Linked DNA regions of Homo sapiens: region 1 is linked to region 2. Evidence: read pairs that join two places in POLR2A ChIA-PET (ENCODE). Cell type or tissue: OCI-LY7. All regions are shown on one strand. Links, peaks and the distances in the headings refer to the core of each region. The heading gives the core; the rest is flanking DNA. Region 1 overlaps ROR1 (receptor tyrosine kinase like orphan receptor 1). Region 2 overlaps ROR1 (receptor tyrosine kinase like orphan receptor 1).

Evidence for each region. Peaks named below come from ENCODE experiments on the same cell type or tissue, not always from the same donor. Only the 100,000 strongest peaks of a DNase experiment are listed, where the experiment ranks them.
Region 1: POLR2A ChIA-PET joins it to region 2 with 5 read pairs; 2 of 35 experiments call an interaction of 5 or more read pairs at or near these places.

Annotation. Positions count from the first base shown.
Region 1 is chr1:64,095,879-64,106,088 of GRCh38, forward strand. The region is part of intron 4 of ROR1 (receptor tyrosine kinase like orphan receptor 1); the gene reads left to right. The region is part of intron 5 of ROR1-AS1 (ROR1 antisense RNA 1); the gene reads right to left. Among named protein-coding and RNA genes, the nearest start is that of ROR1-AS1, 11 kb to the right of the region's middle. In OCI-LY7, for the core only: no CTCF peak of the experiment used is centred there; no DNase peak of the experiment used is centred there.
Region 2 is chr1:64,015,113-64,025,322 of GRCh38, forward strand. All of the region lies in intron 2 of ROR1 (receptor tyrosine kinase like orphan receptor 1), which reads left to right. Among named protein-coding and RNA genes, the nearest start is that of ROR1-AS1, 92 kb to the right of the region's middle. In OCI-LY7, for the core only: no CTCF peak of the experiment used is centred there; a DNase peak (open chromatin) is centred at 4,929.

The DNA of each region.
Region 1 (10,210 bases), core at 2,674-6,673, 80 kb after region 2:
GATAGGCTATAAATTATGAAGTTTATAATTGGTAGAGCCAAGATTAGTCCTTAGATCTTTTAGCTATGTTAACAAAGATATTCTAAATAAACCTCTTAATACTATTCTAAAATAATTTGCTCTGAAGTATACTTTTGTACTAGGAACAAAGGGTTTGTAAAATAAATAAATAATGTGAACAATACCATCAGTGTTTGCATAGAAACAATATGATATCATTCTTAAAGATAAAATCCCTTTGTCACTCACTCCATGAGATACCATCTGATTTGGTTTCTGAAAATTTTGGCAAAATTATACATTGCTTGAAATCTCATTCCCAGGATGTATTTGAAATAAAGTCTTTTTTTTTTAATTTTTTACTTTAAATTTCAGGGGTACTTGTGCAGGATGTGCAGGGTTTTTACATAGGTAAATGTGTGTCATGGGGTTTGTTGTACAGATTATTTCGTCAGCCAGATATTAAGCCTAGTATACATTAGTTATTTTTCCTGATCCTCTCCCTCCTCCCACTCTCCACCCTCCAATAGGCCCCACTGTGTGTTGTTCTCCTCCATGTGTCCATGTGTTCTCATCATTTAGCTCCTACTTACAAGTGAGAACATGTGGTATCTGCTTTTCTGTTCCTGCATTGGTTTGCTAAGGATAATGGCCTCCAGCTCCGTCCATGGCCCTGCAAAGAATATGATCTCATTCTTTTTTATGGCTGCATTGTATTCCATGGAGTATATTATACATGCCACATTTTCTTTGTCCAGTCTATCATTGATGGGTATTTGGGTTGATTCCATGACTTTGCTATTGTGAATAGTGCTGTAATGAACATACTCATGCACATGTCTTTATAATAGAATGATTTATATTCCTTTGGGTATATACCTAGTAATGGAATTGCTGAGTCTAATGGTATTTCTGTCTTTAGGTCTTTGAGGAATCACCATACTGTCTTCCACAGTGGTTGAACTAATTTACACTCCCACCAACAGTGTATACGCATTCCTTTTTTTCTCCACAACCTCACCAGCATCTGTTTTTTTTTTTTTAATAATAGCCATGAAATAAAGTCTTGATGATGATAATGATGATGATGTCAAGGATTCTGACAATGTAAACAATGATGACAATGGTACAGTCTTATGGGTGGTATGTTAGTTTCCTCATTTGCTAAATTAATTTTTTAATGGCTACTCTAAAAAAGTAGCACAAACTTGTTGACTGTCTTACAGTTTTGAAAGTCAGAAGTCCAAAATGGGCCTCACTGGCCTAAAATTAAGGTTCCTTTTGGAGGCTCAAGGGGAGAATCCATTTTTTTTTTGTCATTTCCAGGCTTTAGAGGTGACTTGCATTTCTTGGCTAGCAGCCCTCTTCCAAATTCAGTCAGCAACAGACAGTGGAATCCTTCTGAACACTGCATCATTGTAACATTCTGACTTTCTGCCTCTTTCCTCCATATTTAAAGGATGTTTATATTCCACTGGACCCACCCAAAAAATTCAGGAGAATCTCCTTATTTTGAGGTCAGCTGATTACTGATCTTAATGCCATCTGCAGCCTTAATTCCCACTTGCCATGTAACATATTCAAATGCTCTGGGGATTAGGACATTCACATTTTTAGGGGCCTTTATTCTGTTTATCACAGACAAGATTGTATTTATGCATTTTTGAAATACATACATATATACATATTTCATATAGTATATATATATATAAGGCCTTGAGACAATGCTTTCTTTACCTAGAACAAAGTTATTTTGTCCTAGGTATAATTATTTCCATTTTACCAAGGGAAAAAAAAAGAATAAGGTGAAGCAAATTGCCTACATTTCTGGAGCTGGTTATGGCAGAGCCAGGACTGGAAGCCAGATTTCCAAACCCAGTGTTCTCATTCAGTGAAAAGTGGTTTTCCTAAACCCAGCTGTCATGTTCCTCAAGCTCCAGAACCTCTGGAGGGTGAGCTGTGGTGGACAATTTGAGAATTTAGGTGGGTTTTGTTTCAGAGATTGAAGGATTTGAGAGATGAAGGATTGGCAGTTGCTGAATAGTAAGTGCTAGTCCATGGACAAATTTATGCAAAAGGCTGCGTTCTCCGTCAATTTACACACAATTGCTACTCATCTGTAAGACTTAGCATCTGCCTCACACTCCCCTATATTTAACCCTCAGCCTGGATCATGTGCTTGTCACAAATCAATATTTCTGCCACTCGACAGGAACTTCAGCCCTTTCAAATTCGTTCCAGGTAATTTGAGGAGACTCCAGGGCAGTGATGAAATAAAGTGAAAGCCCCTGATTTACTGGATCTGGAGGCTTGTGCTGTGAGTGAGAAGTGAGGGTGAAAGACCCTTATCACAAGTATTTGTGCTTTTAGATGCACTGAGTCCCCACCCAGAGGTAGGCTCCCTGCCAACTCAGTCCCAAACCCCCTCTGAAATGGGGAAGAAGGGGCCCGGGCTGTGCAGTTCAGGTACCACAAGGTCTTCATTTGTGCTTGCAGCAAATAGAAAAGCATGTTTCTGACTTGGCCCCTAGTGTGAGGTCTGGTCTTGGAGGTTCCGCGGTCTCTCTTAAGACTCTCACTGGCTCACCTCTGCTGCCCCTCCACATGCCAGAATTCTCAGGCAAACTAAGCTTAAGCACAAACTAGGGCTCCAGTGCAGCCCAGAACTTAAAGCACTTTGCTAGGTGCAGACCTGGCTTTGGTATGAGTCTGTGTAATTTGTCCCATGTTGTCACAGTTGTCAGTCACACCTCCCTGTTTATAGTGGTTCCAGGGCTTTGGGATTCTTCAGGATCAGTCCTGCATAGTCCAGCCAGAGGGGATTACTGTTCCCCAAGGTACTACAGGCCTCTTCTTTCATCCCAGCTGACTGTGGGGCAGAATCAGCTCTGTGATATTGATAAAGAACTGAAATAGATCCTTTTAGACTTCAGGACTTCATCAGCCTGAAATAATTTTCTCAGTACTAAATAAATAGTTGCCCCAACAATGATGAAAAATAAATATCGGGGCTATGGGTGAAATAAGTTGCTGAAGGAAATTTAATGTTATCAATAATATAATGGAATTTTGCCCTGTTTTACAGTTCATAAAGCACTTTCACACATGTTATTCATGTCATCAGGAAATGTTTACTGGCGGGCCCCAGTGCTGGAGATACACCAGGAAGTGAAGCAGAGATTGTGTTCTCGCAGGCCTTCTTCTGGGATTATAAAGTGGGGCTGCTGAGGAGTGAACCTGTAATCTTACACATTAGCGTATACTCCCACCATGGAGCCATATCCTGCTCACAGTGCATGTCATCACAAACAACTCCCCGAGGCAGGCAAGACTGTTAATACTACCTCCACATCAGGGATCAGGCAATTGAGCCTCAGAGTGGTGAAGAATCTTGCCAAAGCCCCACAGATTGATATGTTAAATCTGTGTTCAGTTCTGGCGATCCTTCCAATATGCTGGTTTGTTGCAAAGCACAGTGCCTGGTCCATAGGAAGCCCTCAGTAAATATGAATAGCTGCTAAGTGCTCAGTCAATGCCACCTGCTATTATACTTGTCACGGTGGTGTGAGAAGGATAACAAAAGTCATCGGAGCATCTGAACTCATCAGAGGCCGCCAGAGGAACATTCTGCTCCAGAGCATTTGTGTTCCAAATGGAAACTATAAAAGCAAAAATAAAATGTTTATATTTTCTAGTTGGCTGTAAATAAAGAAATAATGATAAAAATAAATTAGTTGCCTGACCTAATGCTTTAAAGTTTGCAGATTGAGTAATGTCTTTTTCCGACAGTAAATTTAGTTAACAGTTATTTGTAAAATAATTAAAATTTCAAGTAACACATGCTCATTTTGCTTAACTAAGTTTGTGGGTTTATTGTTGAAAATAAAGATCAAATAGGCCGGGTGCAGTGGCTCACGCCTGTAATCCCAGCACTTTGGGAGGCCGAGGCAGGTGGATCACAAGGTCAAGAGTCCAAGACCAGCTGGCCAATATGGTGAAAACCCATCTCTACTAAAAAATACAAAAATTAGCTGGACGTGGTGGCGCGTGCCTGTAGTCCCAGCTACTCAGGAGGCTGAGGCAGGAGAATTGCTTAAACCCAGGAGGTGGAGGTTGCAGTGAGCCAAGATCACACCACTGCAGTCCAGCCTGGGCAACAGAGTGAGACTCTGTCTCAAAAAGTTGAGTTTATTTTTCAGCTAACTGGCTATTTTAAAATTTTGGAAAAATTTAAAAATATTACAAATCATACACAATAGATGTTGAGTTAAATTCAATTCAGTTGACTTTATTGATTTGGTATTTTTTTTAAAAAAAAGTTGACCATGTGTGGTGGCTCGTGTCTGTAATCCCAGCACTTTGGAAAGCTGAGCTGGAAGGATAGCTTGAGACCAGGAGTTTGAGACCAGCCTGGGCAACATGGCAAGACCTCATCTCTACTAAAAATAAAAAATAAAAAATAAGCTAGGCATAGCAGTGTGTTCATATAGTCCCAGCTACTCAGGAGGCACAGGTGGGAGGATCGCTTGAACCCAGGAGGTTGAGGCTGCAGTGAGCTGTGATCACACCACTGCACTCCAGCCTAGGTGACAGAGAAAGACCTTGTCTCAAGAAATAAGCAAACAAAATAAGCCTATCAGTAATATCCCCAAATGTTAATAATTGATACCTTGATTTAAAGATAGTGATATCTATTTACTTTATATCAGCATCACTTAATTTTGATAAATACTCCAAGCCTTCATTTTGTTTTTAAGTAAAAGATGTAAAACTCATCTGGGAATATATCAAACCCCTACTAGTGCCTGCCCTCAAATGATCAAGCCTACACATAGCTGAGTCGTAACAAATGTGTTTTAAGGGAATATCAAGCATTAGCAATCTACCCACCACAGGAAAACATCTAATTCTATAGGAGTCAAGAGTTAGTCCTCATTCTAAATGCAGATACTCTGGGGTGTGTAATTCAACCCATGTAAGTGCCCCCTCTGTGCCTGGACCATGGAATAGATCGTTCATAAGATTGCTGCATCTCAGGAGACGGGTCTTTTCAGGAGCACTGGATGATTAGGCCAAGTTACTTGGGAAAGCCAGTCACTGTATTTATTTTTACAAGCCAGATGCTGGCACGTAGTGCATTCTTTTACAAAAATAAAAGGGATTTGGAGAAAAAGAAAGGTTCAGGGTCACAGATGAAATCATGAGGGTATTTTACATGGTTTTATGGGTAGAAATTTTTACTTTTACCTTCTACAATGGTTCTAAAAAAGCCGTTGAGCTGCTCTGTGCAGAAAGTAAACAGGGAAGAGTTTTATGCCCACAGTAGAGTAAAAACCTTAAACTGGGACATCAAGGGACTCCATGCCTGAGGCCGTGGAGAGGCTAATAGTGCCACGGGGTAGGGAACAGGGGAGTCTCTGTTCACCATGGTCCTGTCTCATTCCTAAGGAGTCTTTGGGAGCCCATAGTTAAGCTGTTTTGATAAACACTAAGTAATAACCAGATATGGACATGTGGAATTGATTAAGAGAGGAGGGATTAACTAATGCACTAAATAACCCATCATGCGTGGTGGGTTGGGGAGGAGGTAGAGACATAATGGTACAAGCTCCTGACGAAGAAGGGCCCTGAGATTTTCCTTCAGCCCACAGATATTTACTGAGCACCTACTGTGAGCCAGCTCCTGTTCTAAGAACGAAGGATATGACAGTGAAACAGGCACAAATTCTGCTCTATTGCTTGTGGAGCTTACATTCTTGAGGGGGAACCCAAGGATGCTTAAGAAGAGACAGAAATCACAATGAGTAGAAAGAGAGTGATGTGGTAGAGGTTGCTACTTTACATGGGTTGATTAGAGGAGGCCTCTCCGATAAGGTGGCATTTGGGCAAAGGCTTGAATGAAGTGAGAGAGTGAGCCATACGTTTATCTGAGAGAGAGGCAGATAATTCCAGGCAAACGGGACAGCTAACCTAAAAGCTTTGTGACAGAATCATGTTTGGCAGAATCAAGGAATAAAAAGGCATCTTAGAAATTGCTTGGGTAATGCTTTAAGATCAATTGTCATCTCCTTTCAACTTGTTACAGACTCCTGCTTTTAGGTGTATGCTATATAGTTATTGGTCAAACATTAAGAGCTGGTCCCCATTAATAACTATAACACTTCCTGTATTCAGGTGATGAGAAAAAGAAGGTCCTGCTCTCAAGAGGTGCAAATAGGGCTGGGGAGAGGTCTGGAGAGAATGAGAGACAGAGGCACCAATAGCTAAGTAGACTAGAAGTAGGTAGCAGAACCCTGACCTCCACATTTCTCCTGTTTGTTTTAACAGCTCCGCTTAGCAGCACCACAAGAAGGAGCGTGGAAAGTATGGAATCAGATCTGTTTGTGCGGTTTTTACATTTCAGGCGATTAAGTGAAATGGTAAATGAAACCAAATCTATTGCCTCTATCCCTGTCAGTGTGAGGCAAAGAGGGAAAATAAACTTCAACTCCTGGTGTAGACAGTGGAAGGGTGAGACAAGCAAACCCAGCTCCTTCACACCCACTTCCTTTCTTCTCACAAAGAGAAGTCCCTCTCAGTCCCTCAGAGCTTACATTGATGTGTCCAGAGAGGGAGGTTAAGGAACCCTGGAGATTCATTGTTGGGCCTCATAGCTGTGCTTTTATTCACCTGTCTTTTATAAATGTCCACTGTATGCCAGCATTGTGCTGGTGATACAAGTGCTGTGATGGGAATATGCACAAAGGTGGGCTTAGAAAAATCTTCCTGAAGAATGCAACAGGTATCTATCTCAAAGCCAGACAAGTAGGGTTTGATCGCCTTCGCTTTTTTAAAACAGTTCCTTCATTGTTAATCTGCTCAATTCATCTCCGAGCCATGGTCTAGGGCAGGATTTTTTTAACCTTGACACTTGAACCTGGATAATAATTCCTTGTTGTAGGGGCTGCCCTGTGTATTACAGGCTGCTTAGCAGCATCCCTGGCCTCCACGCACTGGATGCCAGCAACCCCTTTCTCCCCAATTTCGACAACCAAAAGTGTCTCCAGACAGCGCCAGCTGTCCCCTGGGATGACAATCACCCCCCTGTTGAGAATCATTGGTCCAGATGAGGAAGTCCCAGGCCAGGCCTGGTGTTACTTACAAACTCCAGGTACACAAGAATGAGGCTCTTCTTATGAACATCTGGTCTCATTTTCCACTGAAGTTTGAACAATAGGAAACAGGCTAAAAAAGCAGCAGGAAGATGTTAGGTTCGCTATGGAAAAGAATTTCCTGCTTAAGAAGTTAGTAAGGACTGACTTGGCGATGTGGGCTCTTTTTTGGTTCCATATGAACTTTAAAGTAGTATTTTCCAATTCTGTGAAGAAAGTCATTGGTAGCTTGATGGGGATGGCACGTTGTGCACATGTACCCTAAAACTTAAAGTATAATAATAATAAAATTTAAAAAAAAGTTCAAATGCAAAAAAAAAAAAGTAAGGAACTAGAAAATCTCAATGCAACATTTATAAAATATCCTCTAGATATGTGAGTGAAACAAAACTTCATTAAGCTGCTTATTTAAAGGGAAAGTTAATCTGCAGTAGAGGACAAAGTCAGAAATAGTTGCTTTGTTTCTTAAAAAATATATAATTGCCATTTCAATATATTTAACTGCAATTATCAATTAAAATTTGCCTGAAATGGTTGGTGATTTAAAGGTGTTTTCTGAGGCTTTGAGAACTTAGTATATTAACTGAATGTGAATGACTTTCAAATGAGTCCTTATAAGTAGTATGTTTTCATAAGTGAATACACAGTGTTCTCTAAATAACTGTGGACACTGTTAATTTTTCTGTATTACTGAAAATATAGATTTCAGTTCTCCCATTATCTGAATTAACATGACTCCAAGTTAGTTGTGTCTCACTTCACCTTAAAAAAAAAAGGTTTCTATCTAAAAGGAGGGAAAGAATTAACATTCATTGACCACCCATTTGTGCCAGGCTTTGGGCAAGGTCAGCAGTTCTCTAGTGAGGGGGATTTTGCCTTCCAGGGAACACTTTGCAATGTCTACAAACATTTTTGGTTATCACAACTGGAAAGGTATTATATGAGCATCTAGTAGGTTAAGGCCAGAGATGCTGCTAAATATCGTACAGTGCACAGGCCAGCTCGCTCCAACAAACAACTCTCCAGCCCCAAACGTCAATAGCGCTGAGATTGAGAAACTCTGCACTAGGCTATATATCTATGTTATCTTATATTACCCTTAGGACATTTCTTAAAACATCTTTACTATTATTATCCCCTATTATAGATGAAGAAACTCAGGCTTAGAGGGGTGAAGCAACTTGTTCAAGATCCTAAAACTAGTACATAGAAGAGTCAGGGTTCTTATCCACACCCTAGGTGCTGTGGGCAGCTGTCTCTACCACACTCAGCTGTCCTCTTGTAGGTGGTTTTTAATTTATTATCATTATTATTTTTACTTAAAGCCATGTGTGACAGGACTTTGCAAGGAGGATGCTGATGAGTCCAAAGGAAAATCACAAGTGTGCCCAGTCCTCTACTAATCAATATAGCATGAAGTCATATACATCCTGTCCCCTCATGGGTAATAAATTCTTTTTTTTTTTTATTTTACTTTAAGTTCCGGGATACATGTATAGAACACGCAGATTTGTTACACAGGCATACATGTGCCATGGTGGTTTGCTGCACCTATTGACCCGTCCTCTAAGTTCCCTCCCCTCACCCCCACCCTTCAATAGGCCCTGGTGTGTGCTGTTCCCCTCCCTGTGTCCATGTGTTATCATGGTTCAGCTGCCACTTATGAGTGAGAACATGTGGTGTTTGGTTTTCTGTTCTTGTGATAGTTTGCTGAGAATGATGGCTTCCAGCTTCATCCATGACCCTGCAAAGGGCATGATCTCATTCCTTTTTATGGCTGCATAGTATTCCATGGTGTATATGTACCACATTTTCTTTATCCAGTCTATCATTGATGGGCATTTGGGTTAGTTCCATGTCTTTGCTATTGTAAATAGTGCTGCAATAAACATATGTGTGCATGTGTCTTTATAGTAGAATATTTTATATTCCTTTGGGCATATACCCAGTAATGGGGCTGCTGGGTCAAATGTTATTTCTGGTTCTAGGTCCTTGAGGAATTGCTGTACTGTCTTCCACAATGGTTGAACTAATTTACGTTCCCATTAACAGTATAAAAGTGTTCCTATTTCTCCACAACCTCACTAGCATCTATTGTTTCTTGACTTTTTAATAATCGCCATTCTGACTGGTGTGAGATGGTATCTCATTGTGATTTTGATTTGCATTTCTCTAATGATCAGTGATATTGAGCTTTTTTCATGTTTCTTGGCCATGTAAATGTCTTCTTTTGAGAAGTGTCTGTTCATATTTTTCACCCACTTTTTGATGGGGTTATTTTTTTCTTGTCAATTTGTTTAAGTTCCTTATAGATGCTGGATATTAGACCTTTGTTGGATGGATAGATCGCAAAATTTTTCTCCCATTCTGTAGGTTGCCTGTTCACTCTGATGATAGCTTCTTTTGCTGTGCAGAAGCTCTTTAGTTTAATTACATCCCATTTGTCAATTATGGCTTTTGCTGCAATTGCTTTTGGCGTTTTCATTATGAAGTCTTTGCCCATGCCTATGTCCTGAATGGTATTGCCTAGGTTTTCTTCTAGGGTTTTTATGGTTTGGGGCTTTACATTTAAGTCTTTAATCCATCCTAAGTTAATTTTTGTATAAGGTATAAGGAAGGGTGATCCAGTTTCAGTTTTCTGCACGTGGCTAGACAGTTTTCCCAGAAACATTTAATGAATAGGAGATCATTTCCCGATCGCTTGTTTTTGTCAGGTTTGTCAAAGATCAGATGGTTTTAGATGTGTGGTGTTATTTCTGAGGTCTCTGTTCTGTTCCATTGGTCTATATGTTTGTTTTGGTACCAGTACCATGCTGTTTTGGTTACTGTAGCCTGTAGTATAGTTTGAAGTCAGGTAGCTTGATGCCTCCAGCTTTGTTCTTTTTGCTTAGGCTTGTCTTAGCTATACAGGGTCTTCTTTGATTCCATATGAAATTTAAAGTAGTTTTTTTTCTAATTCTGTGAAGAACGTCAATGGTAGCTTGATGAGGATAGCATTGAATCTATAAATTACGTTGGACAGTATGGCCATTTTCATGATATTGATTCTTCCTATCCAT
Region 2 (10,210 bases), core at 3,026-7,025:
GAGAAACTCCTGTTTTTAAAACCATCAGATCTCATGAAACTCATTCACTATCACGTGAACAACACAAGAAAGACCTGCCCCCATAGTTCAATCAGCTCCCACCAGGTTCCTCCCACGTCACATAGGAATTGTGGGAGACACAATTCAAGATGAGATTTGGGTTAAGACACTCAAACCATATCAATTACCTAAGGTGGTTTTCCTAGCCAACTAGCATGTCTATGGGATTCATGCCCATGTTGTGATAGGATAGCTGCTTGCTCGGTCACAACATACAGATACATCTTAGACTCAGCCCCCTGGCCTGCCTCTTCCCTCGAAGCTTCACCATCAAGGCCTATGACCAGGTTCTCTAGCTCAGGAGTGGTTTGCTCCCTCTTGTCCCCACTCTGTTACTTGATTTGTCCTTGGCACATGGTCTATTTAAATGGTATTGACTGGCCTATAGCTTAGAGCTTGATGCTTAGCTAGTCAGAATGGGGTGACTGAGTCGTTTTCTTGTGCTTTAATTGTATATATTTGGAGCTATGGGTTGAAGGTGGTATTGTAAGGATAGACTGGATCTTGCCTTGGCTCTTGGCACGTGGCAAGCTGATGAACAGTCTTCCTAGGACTGGGGTGTCTGAGAGCTTATCCATCCTTGTGTTCCAGCTTCAAAACTGGTAGCTGGTTGGGGTCGTAAGCAACATCTTTCTAATATTGATAGCACCATTTTCTTTAAAGGTTGTCACCTTGCCATTATCAACTACTAAAACACTTAGAGCCTCTCTAACCTCATATGGAAAATAGAGGAGTGATATGTACTTGAAAGGGCTGGTGTATGAATTAAATAAAATATAAATCTCATCACAGTCTCTAGCATATATAGGTGCTCACTACTGGTAGTTCTCTTGACCGCCCCCTCCCCACCAACTCCCTTCTGTTTCCCAAGGGGAGGGCAGCATGATTTGAGGAAACAGCACTTTAACAAGGAATCTAGGTTCTAGTTCCAGCTCAGCTCCATCACCAGGTCAATGACCTATTTAAGCTCTGGGCCTCAGGGTTTTCACCTGTTGAAAGGGAGGCATCAATCCTTGTTCTGGCTGCATTACCCATTTTGAGACTCCAATGCTGCGTGAACCAGTATAGTAGCCACTACCCACCTATGTCTATTGAGAATGTGAAATGTGGACAGTCCAAAGTGAGGGGTAGCATCAGTGTAAAACACACTGGATCTCAAGGCCTTAATATAGAAAAGAAAATATCTTACTAATAATTTTTACATTGATTACATGTTGAAATGATATTTTCATATATTGAATTAGTAAAATACATTAAAATTAATTTATAGTACCTGATCCCTTTTAATGTGGCTAGCAGACAGTTTAAAATTACACTTCTCACTTACATTTGTGGTTCACAGTTTATTTCTATTAGATAATGCTGCTCTCAGGAAACAATTGCTGGAACCTTAGGTAAATGTAACCTGTTTCCTCCTTGCAGCAAAAGGAAATGCTCTCATATCCATTCCAGCTTTAAAATTCTAGGAACTACTTTTTATAAAAAGAAATGTTTCTAAACACTGATTTTGTTTGTGTGTGTGTATATAATGCTTTATGTACCCTAGAACTTAAAATATAATTATATATATATATATAAAGATTTTATGTGTAAGGGATTATCATTACTGATTATAGTCTGATCATTATTATAACTAGATTACAAATTGACCACTAATATGATTAGAGACAAGCAATATCTGGAGTAATTTCTCATCTGTGGAGAAAAATATTGTGGGTTAAAAGGCGAAAAACACATAGGGATTATTATTTTTTTTTTCTTTTGAGACAAGATCTTATTCTGTCGCCCAGGCTGGAGTCCAGTGATGTGATCATGGCTCGTTGCAGCCTCCATCTCTCAGTCTCAAGCAATCCTCCCACTTCAGCCTCCAAGTCGCTGGGACCACAGGTGCACCATGTCCAGCTAATTTTTGTATTTAGAGACGGGGTCTCACCATGTTTCCCAGGCTTGTCTTGAACTTTTAGGCTCAAGCAATCTGCCCCCTCGGCCCCCCAAAGTGCTGGGATTACAAGCATGAGCCACCACACTCAGCCAGGAACACCTTCCTGATAGGAGAGCAGGGATTTGGATATATGCGGGGAGCTTCTTGCCTGCTGTATATCTCCTGTATCCCTTTGCTGGCAACCAGCTCTTATTCCCTTTGCTTACACCCAGTATAGAAGCATGCAACATGAAAATCAGTTCCCTTTGACCAAGCAGCTCTCTCTCTCTAAGACCGGTATTAATCCTTTTTGACAAGTCTATTCACTTTAGGGAAAGGCATTGGCAAGATGAGGGATATGGAATTCTATCCGGAAATAGAGGGAAAATGACCGTTTATGGTCCATCTTGATTCTTCAAAACCTGCTCAAAGGGGAGAGATTTGCCATCAGCCCCCCTGCCATCCAGCCATCAATGGAGCAGAAAGGGTCTTCCTCACCATGTAGGGGTCTTTCCAGCCGGTTATTCCAGCTCTTGGCACCCAAGCCCTCCCATCATTCCTCATCTCCCCATCTGTGCTGTTAGGGGGGCATTCAGCCTAGAGGAACGAGGCCCTGTGGGTGCTCTGCAGATGGCTGTGTGAGCAGCATAGAACCCCACCTCCATCCTCCCAGCAACCGCTGCCCCAGCCCAGGCAGGTGAGCAACCGAGCAAGCTTGGAAGTGTTTGTGCTCCTGTTTTTACCATTTAGAATGAGGAGAGAGCTTATCTACCTTATATCTTGAGTCTCAGATTCCTTACTCCCTTGGTACTATTTTCAGTAATTACTGGCTAAGACGAGGCACATTTCTGGACTCATAAATAATAAGGCAGTCACAGAGAAAGAGTGTCTGGCTTTTTCCCAGGCTGTTTTTTCCTTGCCTGTGTGTCTTTTAGTTTGGATTTAAGCCTATCTCCTCCTGTTGCACCCACTTCAAAAATGGCTTTACAGTTTGGCCTCAAGGTACTTCCAGAAACCTATGGACTAGGGTCCTGCTCACAGGGATCATGGAAGTCTTTCCTAGCCCTGGGCCCACAGCTTTGGTTAACCTTATCTAAAGACTTGCTGGGACTTTCGGACTTAAAAGGTCTGCTTGGCTAAAGGGAGGGGAAACGGAGATTATACAAAGTGCTTTACCATGGGGCTCCTCCCTCAGTTTCCTGCTTCTCCTTCTCCACCTTTGCTTGTTGTGCTCTAAAACACAACATCCTATTTCAAGCATCTGTGCAAACCTTACTATTTGCTCTGATGAGAACACCCTCCCCCAACCTTTTGTCATTGTTAAAGACCCAGCTCACACTTCACCACTTCCAAGAAGACTTCCCTGACTCCACCTTCTCCCACTGATGATCACACCTTGTTCCTCCCCATGCCAGGTGATGCTTGTTTGCATGTATGTTCTTCCTCTTCTTCTCCCCATTCTTCTTCTTTCCTCATGCAAGAAATTTTATTGAAGATCTTCGTCATTTCAAGCAAGGCCCTCATGTGTCTCCCATTCAAAGAGAGGTTGACCAGGAAAAGCAGTATGGAGAGGGCTTTGAGAGAGAAAAGAACAGCGTGTCAAGCTGTGAACTTCTTGAGATCAGAAGTCATGTCTTCTTTATGCATCCTTATCTCTCCAACATCTAGTGCAGTTGTTTGAATAAAGAGAGAAATGAATGAGTGGTGAAAATCAGAATACGGGAGCCGAAAGTTACTTTAGAGTAGCTGTCCTCAAGCTTTGGTGGGTGTTAGAGTCACTTGGAGAGACCCGGGTTCGTTGAATCAGGCTAGACCCTATTCCCCTCCATTGTTACCATCTTCCAGGTGACTCTGATGCCCACTAAAGTTTGAGGACCAGTGATAGAGCAGTAATTCTTAACCTCAGCTGTAATTGGTATCACCTGGGGAATTTTAAAAATTACTAATGCCTGGGTCTGTTCTCCTCCTCCCCTCATTCTTATTTTATTGGTCTGGTGTATAGCCTGTGATTTGAGAGGTTTAAAAGGTCTCCAGGTGATTCTAGTGTGCAACAAAGTTTGAGAATCACTGCTTTAGAGTTCTTCTAGGCTAACCTGCCTTGTAGTTTGACTCTTCATGATATTCTAACAAGTGATTAATACAAGTATAGGTGCTTGGCACTTTGTCAATTTCTGTCCTCAATTTTCTGAGGTAATGTAGACAAGACCTGGGCTTGGAGTGAGAAGTCCTTGGTTTATATTTAAGCTCTGTGGCTAACTCCAGATTCTTGAATATTAAGATCTGGATTTTTTCCCCCATCTGTAAAATGGGGAGAATACCAGCCTTCAAGTGTTGTTGTAAGTACAGAATGTAATGACATATGTGAGACGGCTAAGCACAAGCCCCAGAACTCATAAAATAAATACAGAAAAGGGTAGATTGATAGTGATATTGATATATTTTTAAAATATCTGAATGTGTTGGCATAACTCCATCACTTGTTCCTTATGGACATCGGGAGTAACACCTCCCTTTCTCATGAAATAATACCAATTATTAATAGCTACCATCTATCGAGGGCTTATGATATGCCAAGAACCATGTTAAGTGATTTACATGGATTGTCACATTTAATCCTCATAAAAATTCTGAGATACTGTGACAGATTTACAGATGAAAAACTGAGCCTTAGGGAAAAGTCGTATTTTGAATAGTGACATCCTGCCTGCAAAAGATGTGTCCATGTCCTAAACTCTGGAACCTGTGAATTTTTCTTTATTTGGAAAAGGGGTTTTGCACATGTAATTAAATTAAGGATCTTGAGATGAGATTATCCGTCATTATCCCCAGAAGCCTAAATGCCTACAAGTGTCCTTATAAGACAGAGACAGAGGGAGTTTTTAGATGGACCCACAGAGGAGGAAGCAATGTGAAAATGAAAGCAGAGATCACGTGATGCAGCCACAAGCTCAAGAATGCCAGGGCCCTCAGAAACTAAGAGACAAGGAATGAATTCCACTCCAGGGCCACCAGAAAGAGTGTGGCTCTGCTGGATTTTGTACTTCTAGCCTCCAGAAATGTGAAAGAATAAATTGCTGATGCTTTAAGCCACTAAGTTTGTGATAATTTGTTAAAGTAACATCAGGAAACTAAGAGAGATTTAAGCAACTTGCCCTACGTCACAAAGCAGTGAACCCAGAATTCAAACCCATGTTCTTAATCAATATATTATGTTGCCTTTAAGCTGAATTGAACTTTGTAATAAAATGTCTTAGGTTCATTTATTCAACAAATGTTTATTCAGTGCCTACCATGGACGAGGCCTGTACTGGCTGAAGATACAAAAATGAAAAAGGCAGAAACATTCTTCCCTTTGGATACTCTACAATTTAGTGGAAGAGAAAAACTTTAGACAAGGTTTTTCACATACACAGAAATACTGAAAATCATTTAATTCCAGCAATGATAGGTGCTGCAAAGGAGATGAATGAAAAAATAAGACTTATCCTGGAATATAGGATCAGATCCATCCTAGGTAGGCCCAGCTAATGGCTGAGGTAGAGGTCAGCTCTTCATTCCCTCTGGCCTGTTTACTGAGGGTTTGAGGGCTTACAGCTCCACTTTAGCCCTCCTGAGCTTGCAGAAGTTGGTCCACAAACAGATTATTTGGGGATAAAGACCCACAAAAGAAGAAAGGCAGTAAAGAATTCAGCAGACGGCGAGCTCTGCAACCCGTTGCAGACATTATTATGAGGCAGTGGAGTGTGTGAAAACTTCTTTTAGACAAACTTCGAAAATGTTGTGTTCCTGTACCAAGCAAGATTTCCTGTAGGGTCATGAGAAGCTCACTAATCATCTCTTTAGTTCCAAGCTATATTACTTCAGGGAAGTTTCTGTCAAGGCTTCATGCTTAAGTATCTCTTTGTCTGGGTTTATTCTGTCAAATGCTTATTTGCTTAAAAAAAAAAAATGCCCCAAGCCTTAGTTGATCTAGCAGCTTAGGAAGTTCAAATCCCCGCATACCTCAGAGGCCTCCTAGCCTCTGCCCTAATTGCTGCAAATAACTCATGATTTCATTATCTGTGGGCCCAAAGTCAGACCAGACGAACTCTGGCCGTTGGACTATGGTTGTATAGAATTAAAACTGACTTACAAGATTTTTCTATCCATGGTCTTTACTTGTCTTCTGAACTCAGAGACCTGAATTCTTCCCAAAGATCCTTCCTAGGACTCTAATTTCAACCCCAATGTCCTCAATAGTTACATTCACTTATACATTCAACAGGTATTTATGGAGTACCAGTCATGTGGCAGGCACTGTGCTGATACAGAGGTGAAAATACAAAATTCCTGTCTCATGAACCTCACTTTCTGGTGGAGTTAGCAAATCCCTGTGTGGGAAGTACTATTATACCTGACACTTCCTGAGCACCATTTAATGTGCCATAAAAACTCTGCAAGGTAGGTACTATTATGTTCATTTCACAGGCAGGAAAACAAGTTCAAGGTAAAGTGACGCAGCTAGTAAATGGCAGAGCCAGAATTCAAATCCAGGCTTTCCTGGCTACCAAGTCCATGTTCTCAGTGACTATTTATTTCTAAAATAATAATCTGTGTGTATAGGGAGGAAAGAAGGAACAGGCTTAGAAGGCTTTTTGCTGGTAGGATATCCTTTCTGGAAGGGGATATTCTTGATTACCCTTAGGTGGTTTTTCTTATTTGTCTTTTTTCTTTGATTTTCATACTTTCTTTAATAAATATCCTATACTCTTATAGTCAGATAAAAAATAAGTAGAAGACATAAAAATTGTAAAACTCATATATACCCCCAAAGAATTGAAAACAGGTATTCAAACAAATGCAGGTACGCACATATTCATAGCTGTATTACTCACAATAGCCAAAAGATGGAAGCAGCCTAAATGTCCATCAGTGGGATGACTGGTAAACAAAGAGTGGTACAGACATACAATGGAATATTATTTGGCCATAAAAAGGAATGAAGTTCTGATACATGCCATAACATGGATAAATCTCAAAAACACTATGCTGAGTGAAAGAAGCCAGACCTAAAAGGTCACGTGTATGATTTCATTCATGTGAAATATTCAGAAGAGGTAAATGCATAGAGGCAGAAGTTGAATTGGTTGCCAGGGGCTGGCTAGAGTGGGAGAAGGGAGCAATTGCTTTATAGGTACACACTTTCCTTTTGGGCTGCCAGATCTGTTTTCCAATTAGATAGAAATGGTGGTTGTACAACATTGTCAGTATATTAAATGCCACTAAATTGTTCACTTTAAAACAGTTAATTTTGTGTTAAGTGACTTTTGCCAAAATAAAACAAAAATAAGAAAACTCTAAATAAACAAAACAGTCACAATGAAGAGCTTTGGTCTTGCTATTCTTCTGTACTGCCAGGTCTCTGAGGGCTACAAAAATGAATTTAACATTGCAACGCTAACTGTTTTTACTTAGTGCTACAGCCCCATTTCCCCGTAAGAGCCCTGGCATGTCCACTAATAAGGTAACCCCAGGCCATTCACTAAACCTCTCTGGACTTCTTGTGTCCTCAGTTGTCACACAAGGGTAAAAATGTCTACACGAAGTCATTCCCAGATCCTAATATGATAATGTTGTGCTTCGTAAAATGTAAATTGACTTGAATATATGTCTCTTTATTTTTACATCAAGAAACAGTAGGTGATCTGAAATTATCTCTGCTTACCAAGCATCTGTGTTAAAAGAACTGTGAGCATAAGGGGTGAAATCTTGGTAAAGTGTCTATTTAGAGGCCATGCTTTCTGTTGATGTTGACATTGCTGTTTTTTGTTTGTGGGGGTTTTGTTTTTGTTTTTACTTTATAATAACATTTATTTATATAAAAAGGAATGTTTGGGCTGGGGCTAGGAGAAATGTTGAGGTAATGGAAAACTCTAATAATGCGATCATCTATTGAAGACACGAGCTCAGGGAAAGCCTTTCTACTGGTGACAGGCATTTTTCTGCTAAGGATTCCCAATAGGAATCAAATACTGCTGAAGATAGTAGAATCAGACTTTTGTGCTGGATCGCAGGTAAACCCTGGGTAGACCTTGAGATACTGCCCTTGCAGTGGTGCTGAGTAACAGAAGGATGCTAGCATCCTGCATCGAGTCAGAGGAGCTCACTGTAGCCCATCCCTCCAGTCCACCCAGACTAGCTAGACAGTGCCTTCTTAGCTCTCAGCAGCCCTCATCCTACTGAGAGAGGAATTTGGAGAAGACCTGGGGAAACCTTGAAAGACCACCTCAGAATCCAGCTAAACAGCTTGGGTCCTCTTTCCCAGGGCCAGTTGAGGCAGGAGACTAATAGCAGGAAGAGAGATGGCTCCCAGCTGTTCAGCTCTTTTAAGGTAAGGTGGGCCTGATGTGTCACCTGTACTGTTTATTGCCCTTATCCTTAAATAATTTTCTTCCTTTAAAAACAAAACAAAACAAAACAAAAAACTAGCTCTTGCAATATCTAAACATATTTATTTATTGTAGAAAATCTAGAAAGTAAAATGAAGCCAAAATTATGTTACTGCTAACAGATACTGTTTGTCTTTTTAATGCATATATTTTTACAGATATATTTACTGAAAAGGAATCATATTGAGCCATTCTCTTTTGTAAACAACATTTGTCCCTTAGAAACAAATTCGCAAGCATCTTTCTGTGTCATTAAATATTTTTAACATCATTTTTATTGGCCATATTAAATGTTGATATGGTTTGGCTCTGTGTCCCCACCCAAATCTTATCTTGAATTGTAATCCAAATTGTAATCCCCACGTGTCAAGGGAGGGACATGGTAGGAGGTGATTGGATCATGGGCGCGGTTTTCCCCATGCTGTTCTTGTGATAGTGAGTGAGTTCTCATGAGATGTGTTGGTTTAAAAGTGTGTGGCAGTTCCTCTCTCTCTTTCTCTCCTGTCACCTTGTAAAGAAAGTGCTTGCTTCTCCTTCACCTTCTGCCATGATTCTAAGTTTCCTGAGGTTTCCCCGGCCATGTGGAAATGTGAGTCAATTAAATCTCTTTTCTTTATAAATTATCCAGTCTCAGGTAATTCTTTATAGCAGTGTGAAAATGGACTAATACAAATGGGAGCTGGGCGCAGTGGCTCATGCCTGTAATCCCAGCACTTTGAGAGGCTGAGGCAAATGGATCACCTAAGGTCAGGATTTCGAGACCAACCTGGCCAACATGGTGAAACCCTGTCTGTACTAAAAATACAAAAATTAGTAGGGCATGGTGGCATGCACCTGTAATCCCAGCTACTTGGGAGGCTGAGGCAGGAGAATCACTGGAACCTGGGAGACGGAGGTTGCAGTGAGCCGAGATTGCACCACTGCACTCCAGCCTGGGAGACAGAGTGAGACTCCATCTCAAAAACAAAAAACAAAAAACAAAAAAAACAAAAACAAATGTGTTCCATTGTAGAGGTATTCAGTAATTTACTGAACCTATTATCACCTATTGTTGAAAAGTTAGAATTATTCTAGCTTTGTGTTATAAATAGTAGGGTGATGATAAATGCCTTAAAGGGCCCAGGACAGTACCTGGCCTCATGGAGGTACCTACTACACAGTGTTCTCTTAAATCTCTCTGCATATTTACATCCCTAGCAACAGTGCAGGAGAATGTCCTATTCTACTACTACTTACCTTCACTCAAACTAAGTATTGTCATTTTCTTGGTTGTTGTCAATTTTAAAAGCAAAAAAATGGTATGTCATTGTTATTTTAAATTCCATTTCTTTGATAACTAAGGTTGAATTTTTTATGTTTAGTAGCCAGTTTATCTCTAACATATTAATTTTTCTCATTCTACTATTAAGATACTGATCTTTTGTTTGAAATCTGCATTTTTTCTAGTTTAACTTTTAATTTTGTTTGCATGTATATTTTAACATGGAAAAATTTTATTTTTATGAAATTGAATCTATCAATCTTTGGTGTCATGCTTAGAAAAGCCTTCCATTCTCCAAGATGATCAAAACAGTCACTTATATTTTCTTTAAGGTGTTATAAGTAATCACTTCCTTTTCAGTCTGAATCAAATTGAGCAATATTTCCACCCCTAGGAAGGGCAGCAGATTAGTCTGGTGCCAGAGACAACTTTTCTCCACAACCTAGACTCAGGGAATCTCCAAGTTGAATGACCTCTAGAAGTCGTATAATGTGAGCTCCTGGCTGATAACGTGATTCCCGTCTTCCAGAAGCCTGATAA